Linked DNA regions of Homo sapiens: region 2 is linked to region 1. Evidence: chromatin contacts called from ENCODE Hi-C or POLR2A ChIA-PET data. All regions are on one chromosome and are shown on one strand. Each heading gives the region's core, a stretch centred on a gene start or an enhancer-like site at or near the end of the contact. The rest is flanking DNA. Distances are from core to core; before and after follow the strand shown.

Region 1 (6,526 bases), core at 1,072-3,571:
AACATGGGGGGATATCTGTACCTTAGAATCTAGGACATGCTATAGTTAAATGACTCTATTTTTCACTTAACTACTCACATATGACAGTCTGCCCCATTCAATGGTACTATCCTTCCTTCTTTATTATTCTTTACTATAAACATAAGCAAAAATAAAAGTTCATAATTCATTGTCTTCAATACTTTTCCCAGACCTCAGCTGTCTCTGGTCATTAGCCCTTCTGGCATTATTCTCATGGGTCTCACGGATCTGAGCCCTCCTTTTTGAAGGAAGCCTCGTTATATACCCCTTCTCCTGCCTTTTGTACATGTCCTTCAAACGTACAAGCTTAATTGAACACTTCCAGAACAACCAGATTGATCTTTTTAATCTTTTTCTTCTGGATTTTTATTTATTAATTAATTAATTTATTTATTTATTTATTTATTTATATTTATCTTTTTTTTTTTTTGAGACGGAGTCTCGCTCTGTCGCCCAGGCTGGAGTGCAGTGGCGTGATCTCGGCTCACTGCAAGCTCTGCCTCCTGGGTTCACGCCATTCTCCTGCCTCAGCCTCCCGAGTAGCTGGGACTACAGGTGGCCACCACCACGCCCGGCTAATTTTTTTTGTATTTTTAACAGAGACGGGGTTTCACTGTGTTAGCCAGGATGGTCTCGATCTCCTGACCTCGTGATTCTCCTGCCTCAGCCTCCCAAAGGGCTGGGATTACAGGCGTGAGCCACCGTGCCAGGCTGTTTTTAATTTTTTGCAGAGACAGAAGTCTCACTTTGTTGCCCAGGCTGGTCTCGAACTCCTGACCTCAAGGAATCTTCCTGCCTGGGCTTCTCAAAGTGTTGGGATTACAGGTGTGAGCCACAGTGCCTAGCCTGATCTTTTTTTGGATGCTCGTCTTTTCTTCATTTAAACCACTGATTTTGTAAAAATGTACACTTCCAATCATATGACTCCTCTTGCCCTTTATTTCCTAGTTCCTGGCCAGAGGGAGTCTTGTGTCCATATTTTCTCTTAACTTGCTCCTCTCGTTCATGTCAGGTTAGCAGGTGCAGAATTGCCTTCTTTGGCTATTACAAATTCAAAGCTGCCCTGGTCACTTATTTTAAGTTGTTTGTCACTTCTACTTTGCCAACATATTTTTCTTAGCTGGTTAGAATTAAGCACAGAATAGTACTTCTTCAGTAAGCAATTAGTTTAAATTTAAGTCATGCCAACTTTATTTGACGATCACTTTTCAGCAGAATGAGACTGTCAGTAGATATCAGATAAGCTGAAGTTCTCCATTACCCCTATATCGTGTCCCTGTGCCAATAATTTTGTCATTTGTATTGGGAAAGCATTACTGATGTTGCCATAACAGGATCACAAGGCATGCTAGGAGTAGTTGACTGCATACAGCCAGTGGAGAGAGGGTATGAGCCAAGACCAGGGTTGGGGGATGCTCCCTAGAGCACGGGCTATGAATACAGAAACCAGCTTGGATCTGGGCAGCTGGCCTCTGCAAAACCTTGTGTCTCTTAATCACATAAAGTTCAGGAAGCTGTTAATACCAGGCAGTTTAGCCTTACCCTAGCAATGGGTTATCTATAAAGGGGAAGGCGCATATGTCCCATGGTTTGAGGAGAGCACAGCAGGGGTGTAGGCAGCAGAATACAGCCCTCTGCAAAGATGACTGGTCAGAACTAAGCTAAAGAAGACATCAGGATCATGGTAAAGTAGGCTGGGGTTCAAGACAAGGGACCCACATCCAAAGGGAGACTGGGATACAAGGCAGGAGGACCAGAGACTGAGGTGTTGAGGGCAAGGTGGAAACCCATATTGGGCAGAGGGGTGGGGAGGCACAATAGGAGGGAGCTACAGATGTCTGAGGCCCCATGGCTGACCTAACTGAAAGGAAGCACAATGGTGGGGCCGATACTAATGGTGACTTTCTCCAGTCTGAGCCAGCGTTTAAGTACTGGGGAGGCTGGGGGTTGGACCCATAAGTAGGGCTCCTTAGACAACCCAGCAGCTGGTTGCTAGAGAAGACAAAAGCAAGACAACTGGCCAGGTGCCTTATTGTATGCTCCTGTGACAATGTCACTTCTGCTTTTATTTTCAGCCAAATGTTCTCGGCCAGGTGTTCAGCCCCCAGGTTTGCGGGTTTCTATATGTGTCTGTGACCTCTTGACTTACAAGCTTACTCTGCTTTGCCTTTGGTTGTGTGCTTCTTTTGAATAAGTTACCTACCTTCATATTGCTGTAATACTACAACAACAGCTACCATTTACTCATTGTCTACCATTTCCCAGGTACTACACCTGCTGATTTACATACATGATCTTATTTAATTCTCACAACCTCCTTGAGAGGTAGGTGTTATTATCCTCATTTCAAAAAGAGGAAACTGAAGCTTATATGGTGTATGTAATCACCCCAAGGTCATGCAGCTGGGATGCAAAAGAGCTCAGATTTAAACTTAGTTTTGTCTGACTGCCTATTGTTGCTTTAAAAGACTGCATTTATACATTGATACTGTGATACACCTGAACAATTCTCACAGAACTTATCAGTCACTAGATCTTTTGTCTGTCAGTCTACCTACCTACCTACTTATGAATTATCTATCCTTTTATCTTCAACTCCATAATACCCAGTACTGTACTATGTAAGAAGTAGATTTTTTTTTTTTTTTGAGACAGAGTCTTGCTCTGTTGCCCAGGCTGGAGTGCAGTGGCACAATCTCGGCTCACTGCAACCTCTGCCTTCTGGGTTCAAGCAATTCTCCTGCCTCAGCCTCCCAAGTAGCTGGGATTACAGGTGCCTGCCACCATGCCTGGCTAATTTTTGTATTTTTACTAGAGACAGGGTTTCACCATGTTGGCCAGGTTGGTCTTGAACTTCTGACCTTGTGATCCACCTGCCTCGTCACAGGCCACCACACCCAGCTATTTTTATTTGTACTTTGTAGAGACAAGGTCTTGCTATTTCCCAGGCCATCACATTTTTAAATGATTGGAAAATGTGAAAAGAAGAATGATATTTTATGACACATAAAAATTATTTGAAATTCAAATTCATTTTATTGGAATATGGCCAGGTTCATTCATTTAAATTTTGTCTGTGGCTGCTTTGCACTACAATGGCAGAATTGAGTAGCTGAGACAGACTGTAGGGCCAGGAAGGCCTAGATTATTTCCTTTCTGGCCCTTTATAGAAATGGAAAAAGTTTGCTGATCTTTGGTATAACTAAATGATACAGGATGGCATAACATTTTAAATATTGTTTCAACTACATCTATTACTGTATTTCCTAAAATTTCCAGTTCAAGGACACTCTCTTTTATTATGTAGAAGAGCTCCACGTTCTTAGAACAGAGTCAAACATGTCCTTCTTTGATATTCTGTACAGCGGCCCTGATAGCAGCAACACTTTTTTTTTTTTTTTTTTTTTTTTTTTGAGACGGAGTCTCGCTGTTTCGCCCAGGCCGGACTGCAGTGGCGCTATCTCGGCTCACTGCAAGCTCCGCCTCCCGGGTTCACGCCGTTCTCCTGCCTCAGCCTCCCGAGTAGCTGGGACTACAGGCGCGGGCCACCACACCCGGCTAATTTTTTTTGTATTTTTAGTAGAGATGGGGTTTCACCGTGTTAGCCAGGATGGTCTCCATCTCCCGACCTCGTGATCCGCCCGCCTCGGCCTCTCAAAGTACTGGGATTACAGGCATGAGCCACCGCACCCGGCCCGCAGCAACACTTTAATGCAGAAACAATAACAGACTAAGAAGCTGGTGGTTTCTCTAAGAGGTTAGACGTCTCTTCCTGCCAGTAGTCACCTTTCTCTCTCATGGGAAACTGGGGCTGGGCAGCGTTATGAGTGATTACAGTGTATTACAGAACTGTAGTGGCACAGAAATGGATGCCCCCGTTTCCATCAACTCATTCAGGGTGATGTGGTGGAGTCATAGACGAGGAAAAGCAAATTGCCCTTTTCGTCATCACCTAGGACCTAAATAAAGATAAAAATGACTCAGATTGACCAGACACAGGTGAATATCACTTCTCAAAATGTTTTCTGAAGGTACTTACATGGCAACAATATGGTTCTGTGGGAGCCCCATCAATGTGTTAGCTCAAGAGTAAAACACAGGGAGCAGAAAGAACCTCCTTACATTTCCTAAGATCAAGCTGGGTTTGCAGTCAACTTCAAGGGAATCTGTTTTACTTATTTATTTTTTGAGACCCAAGCATAAATTCTACTGTCTTTCTGCATGTCTGCCTTTCTTGCCATGCATCTTTCTCTCTTTCTTCAATCTAACAAAAGTTTACTGATCATTTATTATGTGTGGGTCACAGGGCAAGCCCCAGGGAAACAAAAATAAATAATAAAATAATACTAACTCTCAAGGAGCTTAACGCTTACGAGAGAAACAAATTAAAATAATCTTTCTTGACCTTTTGGCAGTGTTTAACAAAGAGCTGATCCTCCTTAACAGATTCTTCTCTTGGTTTCCTTGGCCCCGTAGTCTCCTGGTTTCTGATTCTCAGTCTCCAGTGCCAGCTCTTTCTCTTCTTTTCAGTCTTAAATGATCAAGGATTAGACCTGGACCCACTTTTCTTTGAGTCTTTCTATCTACCCTCCTAGGCAATCTTCTTTCAAATTTATAAACCCAGTTCCAGCAGCTCTTATGAACCTCACACCCATATCTACAACTCTGCAGGGGACATCTGCACTTAGAACTTTTGATCTTCCCCTGTGTGATAGTCCATTCTTGCATTTCTTGCATTGCTATAAAGACATATCTGAGGCTGGGTAATTTTTTTTTTTTTTTTTTTTTTTTTTTTTTGAGACGGAGTCTTGCTCTGTCACTCAGGCTGGAGTGCAGTGGCGCGATCTCGGCTCACTGCAAGCTCCGCCCCCAGGGGTTCATGCTATTCCCCTGCCTCAGCCTCCCGAGTAGCTGGGACTGCAGGCACCCGCCACCACACCCAGCTAATTTTTTGTGTTTTTAGTAGAGACGAGGTTTCACCGTGTTCACCAGGATGGAGGCTGGGTAATTTTTAAAGAAAAGGAATTTAGTTGGTTCTTGGTTCTGCTGGCTGTACAAACGTGGTGCTGCATCTGTTTCTGATGAGAGTCTGGGGAAGCTGACATGGTTTGGCTCTGTATCCCCACCCAAATCTCATGTTGAATTGTAATTCCCAATGTTGGGGGAGGGACCTGGTAGGAGGTGACTGGATCATGGAGGCGGATTTCCCCCTTGCTGTTCATGTGATAGTGAGTGAGTTCTCACGAGATCTGTTGTTTGAAAGTGTGTGTAGCACTTCCCCCTTCACCCTGTCTTTTCTGTGCCAGCCATGTGAAGATGCGTTTGCTTCCCCTTTGCCTTCCTCCATTATTGTAAGTTTCCTGAGATCTCTCCAGCTATGCTTCCTGTACAGCTCCACAGAACCATGTGCCGATTAAAGCTCTTTTCTTTATAAATTATCCAGTCCCACATATGTCTTTATAACAGTGTGAGAACAGACTAATACAGAAAATTGATACCAGAATTGGGGTATTGCTATAAAGATATACAAAAATGTGGAAACAACTTTGGAACTGGGTAACGGGCAGAGGTTGGAACACTTTGGAGGGCTTAGAAGAAGACAGGAAGATGAGGGAAAGTTTGGAACTTCCTAGAGACTTGTTGAATGGTTGTGACCAAAATGCTGATAGTGATATGGACAGTGAAGTCCTGGCTGAGGTGGTCTCAGATGGAGATGAGGAATTTATTGGGAACTGGAGTGAAGGTCACTCTTGCTATGCTTTAGGAAAGAGATTGGTGGCATTATGCCCCTGCTCTCAAGATCTATGAAACTTTGAACTTCAGAGACATGATGTAGGGTATTTGGCAGAAAAATTTTCTTTTCTTTTTTCTTTTTTTTTTTTTTTTTGAGAGGGAGTCTTGCTCTGTCTCCCAGGCCGGAGTGCAGTGGCGTGATCTCAGCTCACTGCAAGCTCTGCCTCCTGGGTTCACGCCATTCTCTTGCCTCAGCCTCCCGAGTAGCTGGGACTACAGGCGCCCACCGCCACACCTGGCTAGTTTTTTTTTGTTTGTTTGTTTGTTTTTTTGTATTTTTAGTAGAGATGGGGTTTCACCGTTGTTAGCCAGGATGGTCTCGATCTTCTGACCTCGTGATCCACCCGCCTCGGCCTCCCAAAGTGCTGGGATTACAGGTGTGAGCCATTGCAACTGGCCTGACAGAAAAAATTTCTAAGCTGCAAAGCATTCAAGATATGGCCTGGCTGCTTCTTTTTTTTTTTTTTTTTTTGAGATGGAGTCTCACTCTGTCCCCCAGGCTGGAGTGCAGTGGCACGATCTCAGCTCATTGCAAGCTCCGCCTCCCAGGTTCACACCATTCTCCTGCCTCAGCCTCCCGAGTAGCTGGGACTACAGGCGCCTGCCAACACGTGGCCTGGCTGCTTCTAAAAGCCTATCCTCATTTGCATAAACAAAGAAATGACTTGAAACTAGAACTTATATTTAAAAAGAAAGCAGAGCATAAAAGTTT
Region 2 (6,526 bases), core at 1-2,500, 120 kb after region 1:
TTATTACACTCGAGTGGAATTATTTACTTACATGTCTCTGTCCCTTTCTAGAGAGTGACTTCCTTAGAGCAGGGCCTGGGTGGTCTTGATTTTGTATTTTAGGTAGGACCAAGCACAGCGTCTGAAACACACAGTAAGCCTTTAGTAATTGTGAAAGTGAACTTCTCCACATAACAAAATAGTGCTTTGGAATTTCTTTTCATTATACTGCAGTGATTTTTGTCTTTTTGACTTCAAAGTCACTCGCTCTCAGAATTGAAAAAATTGAAAGAAATGATAGTATTCTTCATCATTCCTTTTATGAGTCTAGTGGACTCTCTAGTCTTCACAAACATAGGACTGATAACTTGTTTTATATTAATATTTTGTTGTATAAATACCTGTATATTTTGTGTTACTGTGTGACAAAACTGAGTCTAAAATATGTGGCTAGAAAATCTAAGAAACCAAGATGAGAATCTTCAATGATTTGTAGATTATGTCATCTTTATATCATCATGGTGTGAGGTGTTTTCTTGGATTGAGTTCCGCTGAGACAGAGATGTATGTTATCTGTTTGGAAGGTGAAAGAAACATTTTAAGGGAAGCGAGATAGGGAAACAATTGGAGCCTAACTTTGCTGGACACTCTGGGAGCCAGTGTAAGGACCAGGCCTCAGTGTTAGCCCACATGGGTCACTTACACATCAGCTTTGGCCAGTTGCTGACTGAGAGGCAGCAGCGGGGTGCGGCATCAATTTCCAGTGCTTTGCCTGCCATGTGGGCCCCATCCGTGCTCATGGTACCGCCCTCCAGCGGAGCGATGGCAGCCAGCTGCCCGTGGAGAGCCCAGCAGCAAGCCCAGAAATAAGGCCCAGGGACTAGGGGTGGGGGCAGGTGGTGTCAGGCAAATTTGTGTGCTTGCTTATTTGATGTTTCAGTCTCAGTCCTTTGAATCGTGAATTATCAAGATAGAGACTATTTGAAACATTTAAGAATTAGAGAAAAATAATAAGCACAGTATTTTCTTCTACTTGAACTGGGGCCGTTCTTCCTTCAAGAGGGAGAAGCTTACGAAAGATTATTCTGCCTGAGGAGACCTCGCCACCCCCTGCTTGAACTTTGGTCCCTGATCAATTCTGCCTTTGAATTCCTCCAATTATTATAAAGTTCTTCCTTATATTGAGTAGAAGTCTGCCTTATGGTGATACGTTGTATTTCTCAGACACGGACCCGGAAGTGGCGCCTTCCAATTCCTCCTCCTCTTCTTTTCTCTTTCGTCAGCAGATGGCGTCTTCCTTCTCTTTTTCTTTCTTTCCTCCCTCCTCTCTCCCCACCCTTGGCAAACATTTGTCACCAGGATGGATGCTGTTAGAAAAACGTCTCCCTGTGACATGTTGTCTTTTCAAAAGGACAAGAAGGAAAGGAGGAAACAGGTTTTCATTGCTTAAGGCACATTAAAACTGGCTGGTTCTCTCTAGCACATTTCTTAGACAAACACCCGTTTTCCTTTAGACTCAGAGCTGATATGTTATTGTAACAGTTAAGTTTGCCTTTACATTTTTATTCATGCTGCCTTGCAGGTAGATGGTTCCTTTTGACTTTTTTACGTAGATGGGCACCTTTTGTTAATTTTACCTTTTTAAAATACAAATGTAGGCCAGATGCAGTGGCTCACACCTGTAATCCCAGCACTTTGAGAGACCAAGGTGGGTGGATCACTTGAGGCCAGGAGTTCGAGACCAGCCTGACCAACATGGTGAAACCCCGTCTCTACTAAAAATACAGAAATTAGCTGGGCGTGGTGGTGCATGCTTGTAATCCCAGCTACTCGGAAGGCTGAGGCAGGACAATTGCATGAACCCAGGAGGGAGAGGTTACAGTGAGCCGAGATCATGCCACTGCACTCCAGCCTGGGTGACACAGCAAGACTTGTCTCAAAAAAAAAAAAAAAAAGTATTTTCTAGAGAAAAATCTTTTGATGTACAGATAAATAGATTAAAATGGATTTGTACTTAGTTTTGGGAGTAAAACTGGTAAGACAGTGATTTGGCCTAATCACTTTGAATGCAGACATCGCTGGACACATGAAGATTTAAAATTGGGCAGAGAAAAAACTGGGCAATTTTTTTTTCACCTAGATTCTTCCAGTATTATGGGCAGAGAATACATACAACTTAGTGAAAGATTGTTAGTGACTAGAAGGATTTAATTCACATATATTGTAAAACCAGACTGCATGTGGAACAAACTGTGTGTTTGAACTAATTAAGTATTCAAAGAAATATTTAATATTTCTTATTCACCCACCTTGCCCCCTTTTCTCCTCCTTTCTCGATCAGTAAATATTTACTGGATGTTTCCAGAATGTGAATGTTGCATAAAAACAAGTATATGAAATTGTCTTTGCTATCAAGGATAATATAACTGAACGTAATATATTAGCCCACTTTGCTGCTTTAGGAAGAATACTAAGGTGAGCCCAGTTTAATCTTTAACATATTGTTACCTCTCATTTCTGCTTGTTCAAATCCAAGCTGCAACTCAGTGCCATCTTCTTCATGATTATCTTTACTCCTACCCCTCTCTACCTCCATTCCCCCAAAAAGTGATCTCATACTCCTGTGAGCATCCTTAGCATTTATGCAGTCTTTTCTTTTTTTTTTTTTTTTATTATTATACTTTAAGGTTTAGGGTACATGTGCACAATGTGCAGGTTAGTTACATATGTACATGTGCCATGCTGGTGCGCTGCACCCACTAACTCATCATCTAGCATTAGGTATATCTCCCAATGCTATCCCTCCCCTCCCCCCACCCCACAACAGTCCCCAGAGTGTGATGTTCCCCTTCCTGTGTCCATATGTTCTCATTGTTCAATTCCCACCCATGAGTGAAAATATGCGGTGTTTGGTTTTTTGTTCTTGCGATAGTTTACTGAGAATGATGATTTCCAATTTCATCCATGTCCCTACAAAGGACATGAACTCATCATTTTTTATGGCTGCATAGTATTCCATGGTGTATATGTGCCACATTTTCTTAATCCAGTCTATCATTGTTGGACATTTGGGTTGGTTCCAAGTCTTTGCTATTGTGAATAGTTATGCACTCTTTTCTTGGACTTTGCTCTTTCTCCTTTGTCGTATAGTTATATTATAGTTGTTGACCTTGGGCTATCTTCATTCCTAACGTTCTCATTCTAGTACCTTGTGTAGAAATGCTGTTCACTAAATGACATATCGAATGGGTATTAAATTTATTATTAAGTGCCTTGGCTCTTAATTGGTCAGGCTTGGATTTCAGTCTCAGCTCTGCCATTTACTATCTCTGTGATTTTGGCCAAGTATTAACCTCTCTAAATTTCAGTTTGCTATTCTGCAAAATGGGAATGATGATAATGACTACTTGAAGGAGACTTTGTGAAGATGGATGATTTTTGCAACAGTGTAGGTAAGAGATAGTGCCTGGGCATAGTAGTGCTTGGTAAATTTGGGTGTGTGTCTACATGCTTTTCCAGGCTATATGCACAGACACACAGACACACATAGTGTATGTGCAGGATGCTAGGCACTAGAAGAAAGATGAAACCACACAAATCCTATGCTCATGTTGCTTAAAGAAGAAATAAAACTGTGTAAGGTAGAGGTGAGGTGTGGTGACTCACACCTGTAATCCCAGCGCTTAGGAAGGCTGAGGTGGGAGGATTGCTTGAGCCCAGGAGTTCAAGACCAGCCTGGGCAATATAGTGAGACCCCATCTCTACAAAAATTTTTTTAAAAAAATAGCCGGTCATGGTGGCACATGCTGGTGGTCCCAGCTACTCGGGAAGTTGAGGTGGGAGGATTGCTTGAGCTCGGGAGTTAAAAGCTGCAGTGAGCCGAGATCACTCCCCTGCACTATGGCCTGGGCAACAGAGCGAGACCCTGTCTTCAAAACAAAGCCAAAAAAACCGTGTAGGGTGGAAAATGATGGCACTGTTGGAGCAGCAAAGATGGAGTGCTGTGGGAGTTCACTTCTTTCTCCCAGAGATTGCGCTAGGCAAGGTATGGTTTATGGGAAGTTTTAATGCAAAAGGTGGCAGTTGTGCAGAAAGCAGAAAAGTGGGTAAAGCTTGAATGAGTGGAGATGGAGGCAAGAGAGACAGAGAAATAGTAAAAATATATATTTTTTATCTTTTCAAAAACTTGTTGTACATTGGAATTTTCCAGTCAAAGGCTGAGATTGGAGATGGATATCCCCACTGGTCTGCAAGTCATTTTATAGACTTGCCAAGTGCCTGTGTGGGTTCTCAGATGGCCTACTGTCTTTGGTCCGAGTGTGGTAGCTGTCAGGTCAGAAATGAGGAAGTGCACCAGGACTCCAGCTTTGGTAGTCTGTAGCACTGTGTTGGGTATATTTCCCACAGATATGGAAAAGGGGAAGATGTAACTTGGTAATCATCTCTAAAGATATGTCATCAAGAAGCTTTTCAGCTTAATTGTTAAATATTCAAATATAGGCCAGGTGTGGTAGTTCATGTGTGTAATTCTAGTACTTTGGGAGGCTGAGGTGGGTGGATCATTTGAGGTTAGGAGTTCAAGACCATCCTGACCAATGTGGTGAAACATCATCTCTACTAAAAATACAAAAATTAGCTGGGCATGGTGGTATGCGCCTGTAATCCCAGCTACTCGGGAGGCTGAGGCAGGAGAATTGCATGAACCTGAGAGGCGGAGGTTGCAGTAAGCCAAGATCACACCACTGCACTCCAGCCTGGGCAACAGAGCGAGACTCTGTCTCAGCAACAACAACAAAAAATTAAATATAATAGAAGCTCTCTCATCAAGTATGAGTAAACCATTGAAAAAAATATGTGCAATGTTTTGTACTCCAGCCTGGGCAACAGAGCGGGACTCTGTCTCAACAACAGCAACAAAAAATTAAAAATAATATAAAGAAGCTCTCTCATATTGTGTATATACAGATTTTTCTAAGTAATTTGAAGTAGATAGGGAATAAGAGGATCAAGTATGAGTAAACCATTGAAAAAATAATGGAATGTTTTGTGCTTGTTGCGCATTGTATCGTCCAAATTCAAGTGTGGACTTTAATCTCCAGTCTACAGTCCGTCCATAAGGTTAATCTCAGTGATTCCAGTTGGCATAAAAATCTACCGCTCACACTAGTAAACTAACAAGTTTGCCCTTCTTCTCCCACCTTCAAATGCCACCCCCAATTCTTACACTGTTTAAATAGGAAATTGGGAAGCATTTATTTTTTTCCCAGGTTCAGCAATCCCATTTTGACTGTAAACTAAAGTTAGAAAGAAGAGTTTAGTGGTATATCCTCTGACAGACTAGATTGCTGGTCCTATCAATTACTAGCTGTATAAGCTTAGGTAGGTCATTTTCCAGAGAATTCTGTTTACTTATCAGTGTTACTAGGCTAGTAAGACCTGTTTCCCTAGAAAACATAGATTCTTAACCTGGCGTTCATAGATGGTCTTCCTTAAAACTACATGTATAAAGCTAAGAATGGTGGTGCACATCTATAGTCCCAGCTACTTGGGAGGCTGAAGTGGGAGTATTGCTTGAGCCCAAGAGTTCAAGATGAGCCTGGACAACATAGCCAGACCCTATCTCTTAAAAAAAACAAAAAATAAAAATAAATTTAAAAAAATATGTAGTTATGTGTTTCTGGGACCATTATCTTTTTTTTTTTTTTTTGGATTCTCAGAGGGAATTCTCCCCTGCTCCCCCCAAATTAAGAATCTCTGCCTTAGAAGTTAGTGTGCATTTGATAAGCCATAATAGATAGAAAATGCTGTACTAATGTAAAATGCAGCATTATTTCAAGTAGATTATAATGACTCCCTCCTTAGACCATTTAATGTTCTCTTAAGTATGAGCTTATCTTTTGTAGGTCATAAACAGAAAGTAGAAAAAAAAATCTACAAAAGAATTTAAAAATCTAAATAAACCTAGACTTATTTGAAGTCTCTTGCATTCTAAGGCAGATACCGTTTCCTAGTTGTTTGGATTGTCTATTACTATATAACACACCACCCTAAAACTTACCACATTCATACAACTATCATTTTATTTGCTCATTAGTCTGTGAGTTGGCTAGGGCTCAGGTGGATGGTTCTTCTGCTGGTCTCTCTGATTATCTAGAGTGGTTACAGTAAGATAGTGACTGGGGCTGAAATATCCAAGACAGTTCACATGTCCAACACCTTAATGGGGATAGTGGAGAGGTTTTGACCTCTCTATCTACATGGCTTGCTTAGTCTTTTTAATAGGGCAGCTGAATATCACTAGATATTCTGAGAGATACTTTTATTGGACGTGTCTCACCTAGTATGCAAGCATTCATGAAGCTTCTGCTTGCATCATGCTTTCTAATGTCCCACTGGTCCAGTCCAGAGTTGGTGTGGGAGGGCACGACCATGGGTGTGATCACCAGTAGGCATGATTCCTTGGGGACACCAAGATAATATGCCACATTACCATATAGGAGTGACTCATTAATATTTTTATTGAATGGGATACTTGTTTTCAATGTAG

What was found. Hi-C counts contacts between places; a loop is a spot of excess contacts on that map. ChIA-PET counts read pairs that join two places held with the same protein, here RNA polymerase II (POLR2A). Pooled maps may share reads with other maps.
Region 2: a pooled map shows a loop between it and region 1 (2.9-fold over the local background). The contact joins two enhancer-like sites. A Hi-C loop is called at or near these places in 2 of 50 pooled maps. POLR2A ChIA-PET finds 5 or more read pairs at or near these places in 4 of 52 experiments (activated CD4-positive, alpha-beta memory T cell, activated CD8-positive, alpha-beta memory T cell, activated T-cell and 1 more).

What each region holds. Positions count from the first base shown.
Region 1 is chr7:131,119,931-131,126,456 of GRCh38, reverse strand. It overlaps a transcript of MKLN1 not described here. Among named protein-coding and RNA genes, the nearest start is that of LINC-PINT, 13 kb to the right of the region's middle. RefSeq lists a silencer at 1,901-1,980 and an enhancer at 2,121-2,280. Within about 2 kb of position 2,321, at least 3 of the 41 ENCODE cell types and tissues checked have a DNase peak (open chromatin) inside an H3K27ac peak, as active enhancers do.
Region 2 is chr7:131,002,380-131,008,905 of GRCh38, reverse strand. The region is part of intron 3 of LINC-PINT (long intergenic non-protein coding RNA, p53 induced transcript); the gene reads left to right. Among named protein-coding and RNA genes, the nearest start is that of LINC00513, 92 kb to the right of the region's middle. RefSeq lists an enhancer at 1,183-1,282. Within about 2 kb of position 1,250, at least 34 of the 41 ENCODE cell types and tissues checked have a DNase peak (open chromatin) inside an H3K27ac peak, as active enhancers do.